2 separate regions of the Homo sapiens genome follow, and region 1 is linked to region 2. Evidence: read pairs that join two places in POLR2A ChIA-PET (ENCODE). Cell type or tissue: A673. All regions are shown on one strand. Links, peaks and the distances in the headings refer to the core of each region. The heading gives the core; the rest is flanking DNA.

What was found. ChIA-PET counts read pairs that join two places held together with the same protein. Peaks named below come from ENCODE experiments on the same cell type or tissue, not always from the same donor. Only the 100,000 strongest peaks of a DNase experiment are listed, where the experiment ranks them.
Region 1: POLR2A ChIA-PET joins it to region 2 with 11 read pairs; 3 of 35 experiments call an interaction of 5 or more read pairs at or near these places.

The regions. Positions count from the first base shown.
Region 1 is chr10:58,389,029-58,397,028 of GRCh38, reverse strand. TFAM (transcription factor A, mitochondrial) reads right to left here. Exons shown (of 7, transcript NM_003201.3): 5 at 6,169-6,264; 6 at 2,615-2,671; 7 at 1-2,101. The coding sequence ends at 1,955. Among named protein-coding and RNA genes, the nearest start is that of TFAM, 7.6 kb to the right of the region's middle. In A673, for the core only: a CTCF peak has its summit at 3,512 (motif pointing right); no DNase peak of the experiment used is centred there.
Region 2 is chr10:58,469,215-58,482,428 of GRCh38, reverse strand. It overlaps LOC105378316 (a long non-coding RNA gene), which reads right to left. Exons shown (of 5, transcript XR_945984.3): 4 at 945-1,006. Among named protein-coding and RNA genes, the nearest start is that of BICC1, 37 kb to the left of the region's middle. In A673, for the core only: no CTCF peak of the experiment used is centred there; a DNase peak (open chromatin) is centred at 6,588.

The DNA.
Region 1 (8,000 bases), core at 1-8,000, 82 kb after region 2:
TGATAGACACTAGCACACCTCCTTCTCTTTCCCCCTACTCCCAGACTGCTCTGGCCTCAAACCCATCCTATCTATTTCACCAATGGCCAACACTGTCCTGTCTGCACCCAGAGTGAGAAGCTCCCACAGGGAAAAGTTATTTTAAAATATCCAACTTTATATATTTAAAGCCTCATATTTCCTCATAAGCTACTATTTTTCTCTCCCATTCCTACCTTTGTCAAGCTCAGCATATAACAAGTCATCTTTTTGTGACATCAAAGTCTTCAAAGTCTTTCTGGAGATCTAGAATCTACAATTTCTAAATATTTTGCATAACGCATAAAGTGCATATAAATTGAGTTATCCTATATCTGTGAACTGATGAGAATTATTCTGCTCAAACAGGTGGTGAAAACCTTTGCTTGACTCTCCTAAAAGGATAAACAAATACTAAAGAAAGATGGCTTTCAACTACAGTGAGGTTCTTGTGATATGTGCTACTGGAAAAAGTACATTTTTACCAAGCCATAGCAAATAATTTTAAAAGAATATCATTCCACAGTATATGGATCTTTTTCATTATACTGCAATGTAATTTGAAACTAGATTATTTTCCTTGCTAACACTGAGAAGCAACAATTTGTTTAGATTATCTAGTGATGACCTTTTTCCTCTTAAAGGTGACAATGATTCTAAAACAAGAACATCTGAAAACATTTGAAAAAACTATCCCAACACTTCAATACATTGGAACAGTAGTCATATCACACTATACTATAGACCATGGGTTGATAAATTTTTTCCATAAACAGACAGACAGTAAATATCAGGCTTTGTGGGCTATAGTTTCTGTGGCAGCTACTCTGCCACAGAAAAGCAGCCATAGACAAGTAAAAGAATGATCTTGGTTGTGTTTCAACAAACTTTATTTATGAACACTAAATATTCATGTTAATTTTCAAGTATCATAAAAGTCTTTAAAAAAAAACATTTAAAATTATAAACACAATTCCTAGCTCACAGGCCATAAAAAGCAGGCAGCAGGCTGGATTTGATCCACAGGCCATAGTTGGCTGTCTCTTAAACAGGCTTTTATACGTTATGCAAAGTGTTTCAAATTCCAGAGACTTTGGAGACTTTTCGTTTTTTAGATTTCTCATTTTAAAACACACATAATACAAGTTTTCTTTCTGGATCAATATACTCACGAGAGAAAATAATTCAGAAAAAAATAAAATTCCTTACTTAAAAAAAGGGAAAAGCTATAGAACAAATGTTTCGTCTTAAAATATATTTAGGAAATGTAAAATTAAAGATTAAAAATTTTATTCTATGCAACATAAAATAATATGCATAAATCTGGCACATAATTTCTTTGTTTTTACTTTAGAAAAAAGACAGTAAGAAAAAAGTTTATAAATTTCTCAGTCCCTTTTATACAAAGTTGCAACTAAAACCAGCAATCACTTATATGTACAACCATCAACTCTGAATACAATGTGAATTATACCTAGGAACTGTAATTTACCTAGATGAGTTCTGCCTGCTTTATGAAAAACACACACTTATATCACAGAACACCGTGGCTTCTACAATTTGTAACAATTTTGAAAACGAAACTCCTGCCTCCATAATATAAGGAAACAAGAGTACTCTTTCCATAGTCATCATCCTGTATAAAAAAAACTTCATAGTCTGATTTACCTTTGTCAAAGGTAAAATGATTCACATTTGCTTGGATTACTCTGATCCTCAGTAGTTCCTAAACACAAAATAAAGTTTGCATGAACCTTTATCTGGGTTTTCCAAAGCAAGTATTATGCTGGCAGAAGTCCATGAGCTGAATAAAAAGATACTAAATATAAAAGGTTTACCAACTTTATCCTTTCTTAATTTTACGATAGCTTCAGGTATTGAGACCTAACTGGTTTCCTGTGCCTATCCATTGTGAACACATCTCAATCTTCTACTTTTAACACTCCTCAGCACCATATTTTCGTTGTTTCTTTATTGTGCGACGTAGAAGATCCTTTCGTCCAACTTCAATCATTTGTTCTTCCCAAGACTTCATTTCATTATGATAACGAGTTTCGTCCTCTTTAGCATGCTGAATATATAACTGAGAAAAAGCATAACTGTTAAAATGATTTACTTATTTTTTGAGATAAAATGATTATTTAAAATAGCAATTAATTTCTGGAATGCTTCTGTATATACTTTAGAAATTACATTACCATTCTACATGTATAAAGGCAGACTGGAGAAGAAATATTTTCATGAGATAAAAGTTAGATGATGAAAATGTAAGAGATAGACTGTTATCTCTTTGAATGAAATTGTTACAAGTTCAGATCTTGAGGTGCAGGAAGGGGGCAGCAGCAGGGTATCACTGCCACTGAATAAGTGGACACTCAGGCTTATGAGTGCTGTGGTTTCAAATACCAATTTTATTTGCAGACAAAAACTACCAAGAGAAAAATGCCAAACTGGTTCTGAGAATATGAAAATAATTTTAGAATACTTGTATTATTAGTAATACAAGGTTGTCTTCACATGAATCAAGCCTTGCCCTAATACATTCTCTCACAGATATCCTAAGTAGACACTTGAGACTAACAACCGTAATACTCACTTCCTTTTCAGAGTCAGACAGATTTTTCCAGTTTTCCTTTACAGTCTTCAGCTTTTCCTGTAAAACAATATATGTTTAAGTTAAGGTAGATATGGGGACTTCAGTGACCTTTATTATTCATTCCAACAAAAACTCAAGATACCAAGAATTACAGGCAAAGCCTCATCAATTCTTAACATCTTTTCTCTCTAAACAAAAACTATCAAACTGTTACAATTTACAAAAATGAACTGAATGAAGGTACATATTTTTGATTCGGAAATATTAATATTCAGGTATAATCTATGTGTTGTCATAAACTAACTTCAAAGTCTGTTTTTATTCCTTCCCTGTAGCTTTAGGTTTTATTTGAAAATCTGTGCTTCAGTGTTTAGATGCAGTAATAAGAACAATACAGCACAAGTCCAGTAAGTCTACTTAGTTGAACTTAATTATATGACCTGGAAAAGGTCACTTTACCTCCCTTGGGCTTGGCTCTTCATTTATAAAATTAAAGGGATAGAATTTTTTTTTTTTTTTTGAGACAAGGTCTCACTCTGTCACTCAGGTGGGAAAGCAGTGGTATGATCACAGCTCACTGCAGCACTGACCTCCTGGGCTCAAGTGATCCTCCTGTCTCAACTTCTGGAGTAGCTGGGACCACAGATATGCACCACCATGCCTGGTTAATTTTTTTAAAAAACTTTTTTTGTAAAGATGGGGTCTTACCACGTTGCCCAGGGCTGGTCTTGAACTCCTGGAATCAAGCAACCCTCCCACCCCGCTTCCCAAATTGTTAGGATTACAGGCATGAGCCACTGTGCCCAGCCAAAGATGTTTACTTTTGCTTTCCCTAAAATCCCATTAAACAAAGAAATCTTTTTAAAGGATAATCCCACATGAATAAAGACAACAGAAGAGGGCACTATCAACACAAAATTCTGGAAGCTGAAAAGCAGATGCATTAGTGGTAACTGACTTAACTGACAAAAGAAAGCTAATTGTTAAACTGACAGTGGAGAAAACCTAAAAGCAACTTAATTTACCATACAGAATTCCCAAATATCTCAGGAATTGGCAGCACCAGACAGGTGTAAAACAGGTGAAGCTAAGGTTAAACACAAGATTGGCTGAAAGACTGTTTAAAAAGAGATTAGGGCCAGGTGTGGTGGCTCACGCCTGTAATCCCAGTACTTTGGGAGGCCGAGGCAGGCAGATCATGAGGTCAGGAGTTCGAGACCAGCCTGGCCAATATGGTGAAACCCCATCTCTACTAAAAATATAAAAAATTAGCCAGGTGTGGTGGCACGTGCCTGTGGTCCCAGCTACTAGGCAGGCTGAGGCAGGAGGATCGCTTGAACCCGGGAGGCGCAGGTTGCAGTGAGCCGAGATCACGCCACTGCACTCCAGCCTGGGCCACAGAGTGAGACTCCGACTCAAAAAAAATAAAGAGAGGTTGGGTCAGGCACAGTGGCTCACATCTGTAATCCCAGCACTTTGAGAGGCTGAGGTGGGTGGATCACCTGAGCTCAGGAGTTCAAGACCAGCCTGGGGTAATATGATGAGACCCCGTCTCTACAAAATACCCAAAAAATTAGCCAGGCTTGGTGGCACATGACTGTAGACCTGGCTACTCAAGAGGTTGAGGTGGGAAAATTGCTTGAGCCCGGAAGGCAGAGGCTGCAGTGAGCTGAGATAGTGCCACCGCACTCCAGCCTGTATAACAGGCTGCCTGTCTCAAAAAAAAAAAAGAGGTTAAATTTCTACCATGGCAAATTTTAGGACATTTATCCTCTCTAGAGAGTAAAATAGTGTCACTCTGTGAAAACCAGGTACAGGTACAGTTGAGGGAAATGGTACCATACTAAAAGCAGAGAGATTAAGTTAAAATGTATCCAGCAGTTCAGGAAAAACAAAACAAAACAAAACAAAAAAAAAGGAAAGAAGACTAAAGGAAAACAGTACGGAAAAAAATAAGAAAATAAGGACCAGCTCAGAAGATGCATATACATGTAGCAGGAGTTCTAAAGGGGAGGAAAAAAAAAGCACCAGATCACATTTAAAGGACCAATAATCAAAACAGTTTTAGATTTCTCAAAAGCAGTACAATAAGGTAGAAGAAAAGGAATTTTTACATTTTGAAGAAATATGTTTTCCAAACTAGAATTCTATGCCCAGTCTAACAAGTGAATGTGAGGATACAGACATTTTCAGACATGCAAAACTCAAAAATTTAATCTCCCATGCACCTTTACTGGGAAAGATGCTATACAAGAATCAGAGTAAACCAAAAAAGTAAACAACAGAAGCAAAAGCAGCACCACAAGGATAATGAAGGCAATCTCAAGATGTTAGCTGTATACTAGGATTAGAAGGCAACAGTCACACTGGAACAAACCCCAGTTTTCAGAGTTAAACTGAAAGAAAAACACATCCTAAATTTACTAAAAGCTGGTGAATACCGAGGAGTTTGAGGGTGAATTATTGGTAAGTACAAAAAAAAAAAAAAAACCTAAGTGAACAAACAGACATAAGCAACTTCAGGGAAAATAAGTTTCGTAAGAAAGAAAAAATAATCATAGCATATGTCAGCTGTGAATACAGCTTACATAATCATAATACTATTAGGTTGGTGCAAAAGTAACTGCTGTGTTTGCCATTACTTTTAATGGCAAAGACCACAATTACTTTTGCACCAACCTAATATAGACACACAATACCAAGCTAACCAAAATTTTAACTATATTGGGAGGTAGGGGAATCGAAACATGACAACAGTGGGATGACAGTTAAATGTCTAGCTTAAACGGTGGTAGGTAATGCTTAAAGCATAAGATAAACAATGATTAAAGTTGAAAAAAAATCAAGAAGCAACAATATAAAAATGTTATTTAGGGATATGGAAACAGAATTTGTAAAGTGAACTACAGATATAATAATCCCGTAGGCAGAGTGCCAAAAACTTCATCTTAGATTAACATGGGTTACGGATCTAAACATCCATTTCTCTTACTATGTCATATGATACAGGAAAAAAAGCAATTGCCCATTTGGAGCTTCTAAGCAGCAAAAAAATAGGAAAGACTAAGCCACAGCAGGGATTGACAAGCTTTCTTTTTCTTTGACACACTGATATGATGCATTCACATGTATAACACATCCCTATGGGTATAACCAAAATGTTATTAAAAGATATAAATGAAGCAATAGGTTACAATCAATTCCCCATAGAAAATATTGCAGCTCTACTCTCATTCTTTCTAGTGATCGTAAAACAGTTAAGAACTGCTGGAACAGAAAAGCCTCCAGAAGAACTTTAATATCCCTACATATTAAAAAAAATGTTAAGTATTTAAATTTAAAAAGTTGGCAATGTATGTATGTATGTGTTGGCAACTACATACCTAAATTGATTGTATATGGTAAGAAAAAAGATTTTTCTTTAAAGAGGGCCTTAGCAAAAGAGTTTACTGTCTGGATATTCACTACTTTTCTTCACTACCTGACACATGGCACTCTAGACTTTTCCTGTCTAAATATTTTAAAAATTAAACAAAAATATATTTCAGCTTTACCTGCGGTGAATCACCCTTAGCTTCTTGGAATCTTTCAGCTACATAAACGTTATAAGCTGAACGAGGTCTTTTTGGTTTTCCAAGCAGTGTTAACTCCTGAATTAAAAAAATTGGAGGGTCAAAAATAGTGTTAACCTCCATGAGACTTAATTTTACCTACAGAAACTTTATTCACTACTACGCATTACAGATTATTCCTTAAAGTGAATGTTATGATTCTTATATAGTGTGATTATTACATCTTGCGGTCAGAATTTTTTTGACAGCACTGTTATGAAAATTATGTTAGATTTCACCAGTTATTTTCCATACAAAACCATTTCCTTTACCTATTATTCTCATAGTCTCCATGAACTAAATAACTGAATATATATGTACAAAACCTTTTTAAAAGATAAAACAACCTTAGGTTCATCCTTGTAAGATACTACTGTCCCCTTGACCAAATCACTGCATGCTTCCACCACAACCCAAGAACAATGGACTATTTGTTTAATAATCTTTCATCTCACTCCATTCCCTGAATGTCTCCACCTTTAAAGCTCCATAGTTGTGTTAAATTCATTTTACTAGTTACCAAAAGGGAAGAAACTGTGGAAAAGAATACAAGTATCCCTTACTATCAGTTTAATTTCTGAGTTCAGGGAGTGATATTGCATTATTATACTTAAGTTTCTGAATTTGGATAGTAAGTAGTACCTGTAATTTACAAAATTCTGTGGCTCTTAATAGCAATTTGGCTATAATCAGTAACAAATTCAACTTTTATTCATAACTGTAAGTAGGGCTCCTCTGATTTAGTTTCTTCTTCCTGAATCTCTCAGTCACTGAGTATTGAAACTACTATAGACTCCAAGCACTTTACAACTTAACTATTTCCCTCTTTGTTTCTAGAGCTATCACTAGGGATTTCTCTCCTGAGGGTTTTACTTGTAACTTCCTAGTCCTCACACTTCTCACTTGATCTCTGAACTAGTTGGTACTGGGAGTCAAGAACAATTACAAAAGAAAGAGAGAATGACAAGGGAAACTTTATAAATGTCCAATTCATGCTTCTGGTCCTCTCTACTCTTAGCACAGTGGGCTGGGTGCATTAAGGAGGAAGGGAGAATGAAAGAGGGAGGATATACTTTAGTAATCACTCTTCCAAACACCATCCTTATGTAGACACTCTATTTTTCACTCTTAGTATCTTTCTGGCTCCCTTTTACTGATTAGATCAGCCACCCTAAAGTAGCGGCATCATGGTCTCGAAACTGGGCGGGTCCTCAACCCTAGTGCTAGGACAGCTTAAAACATTAGGGTCAGGGAAAGACGTATTGGCATCCCACATTCAAGGCTGTAATCTAGTCTTTCAAAGAAATAGTTTTAACTCTGATGATCATTTGTAATAGTGTAGGTACACGACTAGCAAACTGACCACCTCAAAACTAATACTGGCTCTATGAAAAAAATGTATAACTTTCAAATGATGACATTTATGTGAATTAATACATTAAGCTGGGAACTACAAATTTTGAACCATGTGAGGTTTTTAATAGTTATTTCTTTGAAGAAAAAAAAAGAATTCCATCCTAAAGGCACTTAATTGATTAGATAAATTGGCATTTTTCCGATGTGTTAATGAATTAATGCAGTCTACTCAGCAATATTCCATATCAAACTCACCATAATCTATAGAATAATTCAAATTAATACGTTATTCTAAAGAAGACTCAGAAGCAAAGATTCTTGATACTCCTGGTTTGACTGTTTCATAACTCTGTTCCTGTAGTTTCCATTACTGTTCTACGAACTGTACACCTTAAATGTGGATACATCTGCAAGTAGCA
Region 2 (13,214 bases), core at 2,919-10,918:
CCTTATGTCTTAATCACTTCTTATTAGGCCCTGCCTCCCAAAACTATTGCCTTGGGGATTAAGTTTTCAACACATAAACTTTGGAGGAGGAGTTCAAACCGTAGCAAATAATAATGCAGCTCTGACTCATTTCCATATGTGTAGGGGGAGAACAGAGGGCAACAGGTGTCTTTTTTGTTGCCAAGAAGGCCAGGGCACCCTCCTCACTCAATAGGATAATTAAATTCACTCTCTTATCATGCCTCACAAACATTTAAAGTTGAAAGGTGGAAAGAAGGAGGGAGGAAGGGAAGGAAGGAAGAAAGTGTGGAAGGAAGGAAAGGAAAGAGAAGAAGAAGGCAGAGGAGGGAAGGAGAGGGGAGAGGTAGGGAGGGACGGTGAGGGAAGGGAAAGGGAGGGGAGGGGAGGGGAGGAGAGGAGAGAATAGTAGAGGGTAGAGAAGGGGAGGGAGGAGAGGGAAAGGAAGGCAAGGGGAGGAGGAAGGGAGGGGATGAGGAGGGGAGGAAGAAAGGGAGGGAAAGGAAGGTGAGAGAGGGAAGGGAAGTGAAGGTGAGGAAGGGGAGGGAAAGGAAGAGAAGAAAAGGGAAGGGGAGGGAAGGGAAGAGAAGGAAAGGGAAGGGGAGGGGAGGGAAAGAGAGGGAAGGAGGACGTCTAGTCAGGAAAACTAAACCACACTAATACTGACTGGCTGTCCCAGGCCAGGATCAGTTCCCTCATCCTCCCTTTCTGGGGTTGGTGTTATCAAGGAGCACATTTCAAAGGGCAGTACTCTGTCCTCATCACTCTTGGTCCTTCTAGTTCCAAACAGATCCTGTCACTTGGGGCTCCCAACCCTCTGTAATTTGTAAATCATTTCTGGGAAAGAATGAACATATAGATATGCTCTGAATATACTCACAGGCCCACCACACCCCAAACACCTGTGATGGGGACCAGTCACCTACCACCTCAGGCCCATCTTCTCCTTAGTAGAATGAAGACTTTGAGTTCAGTCATCTCTAAGGTCCTTTTTCAAATTAAGAAAAAGAATAAATGAGAAGACAATAGAAACTAGGAAGGTAAATAGTATAAGTAATCAAAATTTACTTCCAGACATTTCCTATGACAAGACAGTATTTCCCCCTTCTCTCTCATACACACTTCAAATTGAAGACACCATAGATTTTAATATGCACCATTTCTTTATGTATCACTAGTAAAGAAAAAAAAATGCTGCCAACTAACCATGACACACCATTGATTATCAAACGCATTCCAGTTTCAGAGATGTTAAACTGCAAAACATGGGTCCTAGAATCAATGAAATACAATGTGTGTGTGTGTGTGTGTGTGTGTGTGTGCGCATGAGGGTTTGATTGGTGGGGAACTCTCGCTTCTTACTTTAAACACTATTACTGGCTTTGTTATAACATATCTTTAGTACTTATCATTTAGTGCAAAGTTCATTTTCATTTCTTGCTATTACATATCTCACTTTCAATAGCTCTTTATAAGCTCACTCCAGGCCATCTGAAGCCTCAAGCTCTCATTTGGTGCTCAAAAGTCTCCTAAACTTCCTAGAAGCATCCCTTACCCCATTCACAATCATTGTGACTTTTCTAGTTCACTTTTCCCTTTGAAAATAGTCCAGTCCTGTATTTCCTCCTCTTAGGTTTTGTTAAATGATTGGAATAAAATTTACGAACCAATTTCAGTTAGAGTTTTTATGGTGGGAAATAGCTTATTGTATAACTTTTTCAGATGTCAAATTGCATCTTAATGTAGCCTTCTTACAAAGGAAACCAATGTGCATTTATTGAGAAATAAAGAGGGAGGTATATGGAGTGGAAGAGTTTTGTTCCCCTGAAATCATACTGCTTTGATCACTGTTTATTGCCTCAAATATGTAAGTCTGGGTGGCCCAGCTGCCTTCTTACCACAAGGCTACCGAAAGTCTGAGGAGAAACTTCCCTTTCTTTTGTCTCCTGCAGGAATGCCAAAACAAAGTCTCAAAAAAATAGTAAATCTAACTGGCTAACACGACCACCACAGATGCCCTACGGGATTCTCCTCCTTCTCTTCCCCCTCTGTCTCCTCTCCATCATCATTATCATCTTCATCATCATCATCATCATCACTACCACCACCACCACTATCATCATCTCTAGCTTCCCTCTTTGACTTGGCTGCTAAAAAAACCCTTGGAATCAAAGTAATTCCCTTTTTTTTTTAGACAGAGCTTCACTCTTGTTACCCAGGATGCAGTGCAATGGCGCGATCTCGGCTCACTGCAACCTCCGCCTCCTGGGTTGAAGTGATTCTCCTGCCTCAGCCTCCTGAGTAGCTGGGATTACAGGCATGCACCACCACGCCCAGCTAATTTTGCACTTTTAGTAGAAATGGGGTTTCCGCCATATTGGCCAGGCTGGTCTCAAACTCCCAACCTCAGGTGATCCACCCGTCTCGGCCTCCCAAAGTTCTGGGATTACAGGCATGAGCCACTGCACCTGGCCCAAAGTAATTCCCTTTCTTTAGGAAGTGTATAGGAACCCAATACCTATACATTTGAATACTAATCTTACTGCAAATTGTATCTTAATTTTGAATATTTTTATTGATACATAATATTTGTATCTATTGATGGGATACATGTGATATTTTATTACATGCATAGAATGTGTGATGATAAAGTCAGGGTATTTGGGGTATCCATCACCTTGAGTATTTATCATTTCTATGTATTCGGAACATTTCAATTCCTCTCTTCTAGCTATTTTGAAATGTACAGTACATTGTTGTTAACTATAGTCACCCTACTCTGCTAATGAACATTAGAACTCGTTCCTTCTATCTAACTGTATGTCTGCAACCATTATCCAAACTCTGTTCATCACCCCTCCTCCCTCACACCTTTTTCAGCCTCTAATATCTATCATTCAATTATACTCTCTACCTCCATGAGATCAACTTTTTTAGCTTGCATATATGAGGGAGAGTAGGTGATATTTGTCTTTCTGTGCCTGGCATAGTTCACTTAACATAATGACCTCCAGTTCCATCCATGTTGCTGCAAATTACATGATTTATTTTCTCTTTTGTTTCTTTGTTTGTTTTTCTGTTTTGTTTTGTTTTGAGGCACGGTCTTGTTCTGTTGCCTAGGCTGGAGTGCACTGGTGCAATCATGATTCACTAACTTCAACCTCCTATGCTCCAGCTGTCCTCCGCCTCAGCTTCCCAAGTTGCTGGAACACAGGTGCATGCCATTGTGACTGCCTATTTTTTTTTTTTTTTTTTTTTTTTAGAGATAGGATCTTGCTATGTTGCTCAGACTGGTCTTGAACTCCTGCTCTCTAAAGATCCTCTTGGCTTGGCTTCCCAAATTGCAGTGACTACATGTGTGAGCCCCCATGCCTGGCCAATTTCATTCCTTTTTATGGCCAAATATATTATTTTATTGTAATAGATGTAATTTGGAAAGACATTTTGCCTTTTCTATAAATAAGAATGTCTTCAATTAATTAGCCCTTTACAGGTTTTTAGCATTTTTCTTCATTTAGAAAGTGCTTACATTGGTATCCACACTATTAATGGGAACAAAATTGGTAAGATTTATCTGGCAGGCAATTTGTCAATTACATTAAAAACCTTAACATTATGCATGAGCTTTAAACCTAGAAATTTCACTTCCAGTAACTTATTTTCAGAAGAAAGTTTGAGATAGGTACAAAATGTAATGTTCAAGGGTATTCATTACAGTGCATTTCATAATGCCTATCAATATGAATTTGATTAGGTAAATGGTAGCGAATCCAAACAATGGACTATTAGACTGCCATTATATATCATGTTGTTCAAGAATATTATTGACATGAGGATGTTCATAATAAATTCCTAATCCCAAAACACAGGCTGCAAAATAAAATGCCCACTATTATATCATTTTAGCATGGCATAAATATTAAAATGTTTGGAATCAAAGACATCTTGGTTCAAACCTTGGTTCCAACACTCAGTTCTATCATTTGCTCCTCATACAAATGTGGGAAAGTTATTGAGCCTCACAGAGCCCCAGTTTCCTCATTTGTAATTTAGAAATAATTACAGCCACCTCTTAGGGTTTTTGTAAAGATTAATTTAAATAATGTATGCAAAGTATCTGCTTCTCCACACACAAAATAAGTGCTCTATAAATGGTTCTCTACATCAGGCTTGTGTGTCAGTTGGGGTTTTTTGATTACAAGCAACAAAAAAATTTGGCCAACTTAAACAAAGGGGAATTTATTAAAAACATTGCACAAAAGTTGGAGAACTAGGCTTGGAAATAGGCAGACACCAATTCAGCTTCAGGGGCGGGAAAGCAGGAATGATAGGACTAGTCTTGCAGTGGAACAGTCTGGCAGGGATATTCCTGCCAAGATAAAAGAATGCCAACCTCTTCACTCACCCAATTTCATATGCTCAAAAGTCAAAATCTCAGCAGCGAGCTTTCATGGGTTGAGCTGAAGAGACTGCCCACCTTTGGCCACAGGAGGCACAGGCAGCTGGATTTTCCATCTCAGTAAAATATAGGCAGTGGTGTGGTAAGTTAACTCCCCAAAGGAAATTGGGGTTCTGTTGTGAAGGATGGTAGATGCTACTGACAAAAGTTCCTCTGTCACATAAGCACGAGGTAATTTTGAAATGGGAAAAATATAAATCAAATATTTATTTAAAAAATAAATCACATACATGATCACAAATGTATGATCATCACGAAAGCCCTACAGGAAAATCAGGACAGAAATTATTTTCTTGATTTTACAAAGAGAAACTGAGGCTCAGGGATGATGAATGACTAGCCCAAGGACTCTGCACTTAATCTGGGGCAGAGCTGGAAAAGACAGTCCTGACCCCCAGTCTCAGGCTCTTTCCCAGGTACCCCCTGGGAAATTGTCAAACATCTCTCAGTTTCCCTGCTTCCCAACCCTCAACTTCAAAGGATGCAGATTACTGTTGGTATTTCCCTTTCTTATAACTCGTTAGTCCCTCCTGCTGCTTGGAGTTCAGGCCCTGCCAGAGGGCCCTGAGCTGGAGGTTCTGCTGGAAGCATTACAGTCAGCTAGGCTGACAGTGGCTGGGAGACTTGGCAGACTTTCTCCTTCACATTTGGCTGGGGGGAGGACGGAGAGCTAAGAAACCACTGGAGAAAGGAGGGAGGCTGGAGGAAGGCAAGAAGGCAGGGGCCAACCTGGAGAGGAAGTGGTATGAAGAGGAGGTAGTGGGGAGACAAAGAGAATGATTTTTTTTGAAAGACAAAAAAAAAAAAAAAAAAAGAATTAGAAATATGGTTAAATCAGCCAGGAAGTGGCCCAGTGACCAAGATCTCCTGAACCTGGCTTCAGAGAAAAACATTAAAGCTTCACATATTTGGCATTCAAGTCACTAAAGGTTGCTTTCTGCTTTTTCTTTCTCATTAAAGCATTTGGAAGAACCCACCAGAAAGCCCAAATGTATTAAAAATTCCTGGGCTCCATGCGTAAAAATGATAGACGAACAATTCTAGATGGATCCTATTTAGGAGCCATCTAATATATGCATAATATATGCCTTTTTCAGTTAGAGAAACTGAGGCACAGAATTACAATATGTCCATGACTTCTTTTTTAATTGAAAAATTTAAAAGTATGATTTTCCAAACAAGGAGTTGGTAAACTTTTCTATAAAGAGCCATCTAGTCCATATTTTTGGCCTTCAGGGCCATATGGTCTATTACAACTACTCAACACTGACGTTGTAGAGCAAAAGCAGCCATAGATAATATATAGACAAATGGGTGTGGCTGTGTGCCCATAAAACTTTATTTACAAAAACGGGGCATGGGCCAGATTTGTAGTTTGTCAAGACCTGATCTAGACTTAGTCATTTATTACCACATGAACATCCCAGAAGAACATAAAAGCAAATGGTAGGCATCAATTTAAATTCCCATAGGAATGATAATAGTAATAACTACAATCTATTAAGCACTTCCTATGTGGATTTCCTCATATAATTGTTCTACTGTCCTATGAGGAGGATGCTATTGTGCTTGCCCATATTGTTAGATAAGAAGACAAAAATACCTGCCCGTCAAACAACTGCCAGGGGGTGGTCACATAGCTAGAAGGTGGTAGTGGCAGGATTTTGACCCTTGATCCATCTGACATCAGGAGTCAAGTGCTTAACAACTATACCAGCTAAAAAAATGCAACTAGTAAGGAAGAAAAATAAAGTTACATGAAGTTTATCACAAAGCATTGACTTTTTCATGTTATTACAAAGGAAGCTCTTGGTAGTGTAATACTTTGGTAATGCATTCATTATCAGCAACTTGAATGAAGCATGAATCTGCACCTTCCCCCACATCCTCCCAGTTTCCTTGGAACGTTCATTTTGTTACCTCTTTCTCGTGATCTGTTAGGCTTTCTCCAGCATACACGCTAAGATTTAAGAAAGGATCTTAACTCACGCCCACCCACCTCAGACGCTGAAATGTGAAAGGCCTTTAACACTAAGAGGAATTCAAGCCTGAAGGGGAGAAGAGGACAGCTCTTGATGATTATCCTAAATTTTTGAAGCCAAACCAGGGAGGACTTGAGGAAATGACTCACTGAACCCAGGAGAAAGAAAAACAGCCGAGAGATGGCAGGAGAAAATGAGGATAATATAGCCTTACTGTTAAAGTGAGGGTTAGAAATCCACAGGGACCCGGAAAGGAAACACTGAAATGGCTGAGTTACATTCCTGAAACTAGCATGCAATATTGTTTTATCAGGCTTACGGCTGTTTTGACCAAGAATGAAGCAGGAACAGATTTCTTCTTAACAGAAACATCATCTCATGTTCTTTACTGTCCCCAAAGTGTCTCCTCTGCTAGAGCCCTAAGGGGAAACCACAGCCATCTCTGTCTCTTCTATTCTTGAATCACAAAACTGGCTGTTCCTGACACAGATGCTGAGCTTGGTGTGACAAACAGATGTACTACACTGCAGCCACTAAAATCTGCTAACATCTGTACTGAACCTGTGGAAGAACTTTGAGCCATCAACTTTCCGGCTAAAAAGAGACCTGATTAGAAAATTCGGGAAATGTTTTCAAGCACGAATACAGTTGCTTTCACTTTTTAGGTCACTAGAAACAGAGACAAAACTATGAGGTAAGTGACTTTTGTCCTTGGTCTTTTCTAATCCACCTAACATATTATGACTACATTAACCTTCTTAATGCAAAGTTCTGATAATGTTACTCCTGAACTCACAAACATTCAAAAGTTAACACACAGTATTTGTAAAGCTGCTGTTAAAATAGGCATTGTTATATATTCCTGGTGGAAATATACATTGCTATAATCTCTAAGGAGAGAGTTTTGGTGACACCTACTGTATTAGTCACGGTCTCCAGAGGGACAGAACTAATAGGATGTATATATAAGAGCAAACGGTAGGCATATATATATATATATATATATATATATATACACACACACATATAGGAGTTTAAGTATTAACTTACACAATCACAAGGTCCCACTATATATATATATAAAGCAAATGGTAGGCATATATAAATATGGGAGTTTATTAAGTATTAACTTATACAATCATGTCACACAATAGGCTGTTGGCAAGTTTACAGAGCAAGGAGAGCCAGTCCTAGTCTCAAACTAAAGAACTTGGAGTCCAGTGTTCCAGGGAAGGAAGCATCCATCACGGGAGAAAGATGTAGGCTGGGAGGCTAGACCAGTCTCACCTCTTCACGTTTTTCTTCCTGCTTTATATTCGCTGGCAGCTGATTAGATGGTGCCCACCAGATTAAGGGTGGGTCTCCCTTTCCCAGCCCAGTGACTCAAATATTAAATCTCCTTTGGCAACACCCTCACAGACACACCCAGGATCAATACTTTGTATCCTTCAATCCAATCAAGTTGACCCTCAGTATTAACTATCATACCTGCCAAAATTACAAATGCATATACTTTTTGATCTAGGAATTTCTTCTACAGCCTTACTTGCATTTGTATGAAATAAAGCATATTTAAGACTATTTGTTGCCATATTATTAGTAAGAATAACAGATTATATATACTTCTGCTCCTAGGTAGAATGTAGTAGGTCAAAGCAGGTCAAAGGTCTTGCTGCAGCAACTAGTAACAAATTAATACATTGAAAGAAACATGTTAAAGTTATAAAAGAGCTATAGAGGACCACATGATGTCTAGGTACAGAAGGACGCTGGGCACAGTGACTCATGCCTGTAATCCCAGCACTTGCAGAGGCCAAAGTGGGTGTATCACTAGAGCCCAGGAGTTAAAGACCAGTCATGGCAAAACCCCATCTCTACTAAAAATACAAAGATTAGCCACCTGTAATCCCAGTCACTCAGGTGGCTGAGGAATGAGAATCACTTGAACTCAGGAGGCGGAGGTTACAGTGAGCCAAGATCGCACCTCTGCACTCCAGCCTGGGCGACAGAGCAAGGCTCTGTCTCAAAAAGACTAAAAAAGGAAAAAATTTTCTTAAAGCTGAGAAGAAATAGACACTCCAGGCTCTCAATCAAAAGCTTGGAAAGACTATATCTAAAAAGCAGGGATAAACCAGGGGTGGACAGAATCTTGCTAAAATTGTAAATGCAGCCCTACTTCAACTCAGTTCCCATTGAAATGAGGTAATTAGCTCCTGGTCCTAACAAAAAAGAAAAAAAAAAGATACCTCTCTGGTGGAAGATACCATCAGAAGTCTACAGTTATTTTATACCAATGCCCAGCATGCAATCAAAATTTACTGCACATTAAAACAATCAGGATAGGTAATAATAATCAAAAAATAAAATAAATACAAGCCCAAAGAGAATTGAGATGAGAAAAAGCACAATAAAATAACCATGGCATGTTAAAAAAAAGTTTCAAAAAGCATGTTAAAAAAAAGTGAAAATTATATTTTAACAGATAATTGGGCTCTATCAAATTTTTAAATGGGTATTTTAGAACTGAAAAGTATAATGTTTGGATTTGAGAACTAATTAGGTAGGTTTAAAAGCAAACTGGATATAGATGATAGGATTAGTTAATTTAAAGACGGATCAATAGAAACTATTCAAATTGGATCACAGAGAAAAACCAAACTGGAAAGAAAGAGTATGTCCAAATGTGGAACATACTCCAACAGTTTAATAAAGTGTAATAGAGTCTCAAAGGAGAGAAAGGAGAGAGAATGGAGCAGAAGCAATATTTGAAAACACACAACTGAGAAATTTCTAATAGTAATGGAAGATATAAACCCACCAATTCCAGAAGTTCAAGAGTCCCTAAGCAGAATAAGTACAATGCCAACAGTAACACCAACAAACCCACCATACCTGGACACATTGTAGAAATTGTTGAAAAAGAATGACAAGTTCTAAAGCAACCAGAGCTGGGGAAAGCCCAAGTCTTCAGGGGAACTACAATAAGACTGACAGCTAACTTCAAACAAAACAAAACAAAACAAAAAACAAAAAAAAACACTGTGTGGCAGCCACGGAATTGCACCCCTCAGATCTCCCTTCAAGAGATCATGCTGTGGGGCGCTCATCTTATTGACAGCTGCTGCACTGTTAGATCCACTAAAACTTTCATATCAAATCATACTTCCCCTGGGCTGCTTCCAGTCAATGAATTAGCTCAATGGGGGTATGAAAATCAGGCTATATTGGTAGATGCAGAATTTCTTTAACAGGCAATTTGGCTCAGGAGATCTCTACTGACCTGGCCATGAATTTAACAGACCCGTCGATAGTCTGAGGCTCTTCTGGCCTAATCCTTCCTCACCTGTCTTCTTTCACAGGTGCTGGACCTGTCTTGGTGTCTGAAGGTTCTCCCTGCCTACTCCTCTCCTTCTTTTTTTATCCTTTACAGGCATTTCCCCCGAACAAATTTCTTATATTTTTAATCCTATCTTGGTGTCTGCTTCTCATGGAACCCAAAATGACACACTGTGGAAATCAGGAGACGATGTCATGATATTTTTAAAATGAAAAAACAAAAAGGCAAACAAGACCTCTCAACCTAGAATTATACACCAGTAAGAATATTTCCTTCAAATTAAAATAGAATTTGTTGCTAGCTGCACAGCATTGAAGTAAGTACTAAAGGGAGTTCTACCAGCAGAAGGGAAATTTTCTGAGCTAGAAACACAGAAAATTAGAAGGAAATGAAAAACACCGAAAAGACTATAAATCAGTGAATAAATATAAAAGAATACTAACTATTTAAAGCAACAAGGCACAGTGGCTCATGACTGTAATCCCAGAACTTTGGGAGGCTGAGAAGGTAGGTTCGTTTGAGCCCAGAGTTTGATTGCAGCCTAAGCAACATGATGAATCCCTGTCTCTAGGAAAGATACTAAAAAATTAGCCAGGCATGGTGGAGTGTACCTGTAGTCCCAGGTACTTGAGAGGCTGAGGAGGCTGAGGAGGCAGGAGGTCAAGGCTGCAATGAGCTGTGATTGAGCCACTGTACTCCAGCCTGGGCAACACAGCAAGACTCTGTCTCGAAACTACAAATAAACAAATAAAGCAACAACAATAGCATCTTTTGGAGCTTAGAACATGTAACATAGTGTAAAATATGTGACAATAGCAAAAAAGGTAAGAGAAAGGGGCAAATGGAGTCAAGTTATAAGATTCTTACATTCTATGTAGAATTAGATTACTAGTTAAGGTAGACTGTAACTAGTTAAGGATGCATGTTGAAATCGCTAGGGCAATGGTTCTCAACCTGGAGCAATTTCACTCAAGAGGCATTTGACAAAAGAAATTTCACTAAAGAGGCATTTGATAAAAGAGAGAAGGAAAGGAAAGGAAAGGAAGAAAAGAGAAAGAAAGATGAAGGGAGGTAAGAAGGAAGGAAAGAGGGACATATATTTGGCAATATCTGAAGACATTTTTGGTTGTCACAATTATGGGTTGGAGGAGATGTCAAAATTATTCTGCATTGAAACACTAACTAAAAGATGGATATTCTCAGAGTGGATTGAAAAACATGACCCAACTATATGCTGTCTCTAAGAAACTTACTTCAAGCATAATGATATAGGTAGGTTAAAAATAAAGGATACGAAAACATATTCAATGTAAATCTTTAACAAAAGAAAGCTAGAGCGGCTGTATTAATATCAGAGAAAGAAGAATGAAGAGCAAAATAATTTACCAAGGATAAAGAGGGACACTATATAATGATAAAAGGGTTATTTCACCAAGAAGATACAATAAATCCGAAGTATGTTTGCTCCTTACAATAGAACTTCAAGTTGCATGAAACTAAAAGTAGAAGCAGACAAATCCCTCATTATAATAAAAGGCTTCAACTCTCCCTTCTCAGTAATTGATAGAACTAATAAAAAATCAGCAAGGATATTAATAAACTGTAAAACACTATCAACTGACTGGATCTAATTGAAATTTTTAGAACATTCCAGGACCAATAGCAGAATATATATTTTTTTCAAGTGCACATGGAACATTCACCAAGATAGACAGTATCCTGAGTTATAAAATAAAGTTTAACACATTTAAAAGAATTGAAATGATACAAGGTTTATTCTCTGACTATACTAGAATTAAACTAGAAACTGATGATAGAAAGATAACAGGAAATCTCAAAAACTTGACAACACACTTCTAAATAATCCATGCATTAAAGAAGTCTCAAGGGAAATTAGAAAATATTTGGAACTAAATGAAAGTAAAACATACCAAAATTTGCCAGATGACAAAGCAGTGCCTAGCGGGGAATTTATAGCATCAAATGCTAACAGAAAGCACCTTGAGAAACCCAAAAAGAAGAGCAAAATAAACCCAATGCAAGCAGAAGGGAAAACATAATAATGCAGAAATCAATAAAATTGAAAACAGAAAAAGAGAAAGTCAATACAACCAAAATCTTGTTCTGTTAAAAAATTAATAAAATTAAAATTGTATCAAAATTGACAAAGAAAGAAGACATACACTACTGATATCAGGAATTAAAAAGAAAATATCACCTAGACCCCAGCATACATTAAAAAAACAAAGAACTTATACAAGCAATTCCGCACACAAAAATTTGACAACCTAGAAAGAAAAAATGGACAAATGCCTTGAAAACCAAAAATGCCAAAACTCACCCATAATGAAACAGATTATCTGAATAATAGAATAATACAAAAAATTAAATAAATTGAATTCATAGTTTAAAATCTTCTGGAAATAATTCATCCAGCATTTCTATTTGTTTATATTGGTAAGATTTCAGGTTATCTTAGCTCATATATTACCAGCAGTGAAACTCTAAGTTGTTCTGTTTAGTTTTTTAAGCCAATTTGAGTTGAGTTTTCTGTTATGTGAAGAAACAGAAAATAGTGTTATCTCCCAAAACACATCAGAATTTCTAATATTAACCAACCTGTACCCTTCAGAGGACATTTTGATGTTTCAGAATTCTAAAAACACCGTTAAGTTTGTGGAGCTCAAAATAGTATTATAGCTGTTGAGTGTCCAAATACAATACTGAAGTGACTCCGAGAAGTAATTGTAGGAAGCCTGGAAGCAGTGGTAGCCCTAGTAGTAGTAGAGTAACAGTACTTGTGGGTAAGAGATATTAAGTACTTATCTGTGGCACTCCACGAAGAACTGAATATATGAAATACCACTGTACAGTTTTATACATGAGTAAATGGAAATACAGACAATAAGACAAATAAATAAAAACACAGATAAAGTACCACGTAGAATTTTCTGGAGAATAGTTTTCTTCCCAGCCTACAGCCTGGTTGTGCTCCTCCTGCTCTGGAGAAGAATGGATTTAAAAGAATTGTCATTTTTCCCCACCCATAGGAAAATAGCTGAAACAATACATATTTAGTTTCCCAGGGAGTGCTTCCAGCATGAGAAAAACCAAGTTATGGCAGAATCAAGAACCTGCCAATACCAAAAGTGAGCTTTGTTCTCCAGCCTGGACCTGCCTTTTTCATAAATTAGCCCATAGATTCACCATCTGTATTTGCACGCACACACACACACACACACACACACACAACTAGCCAGGAATGGATGCACAGTGTCTATGGCAGAGAGCTCCCAGCTTAACAGGAGGGCTGTATCAATGAGATGGTCAGTCTTTGAGCTGATACAACAATAGTCTTCAAAAAGAACATGCACATTCCCCTTGTTCACTTATTGAAACAGAACCTTGAAAGCACTGC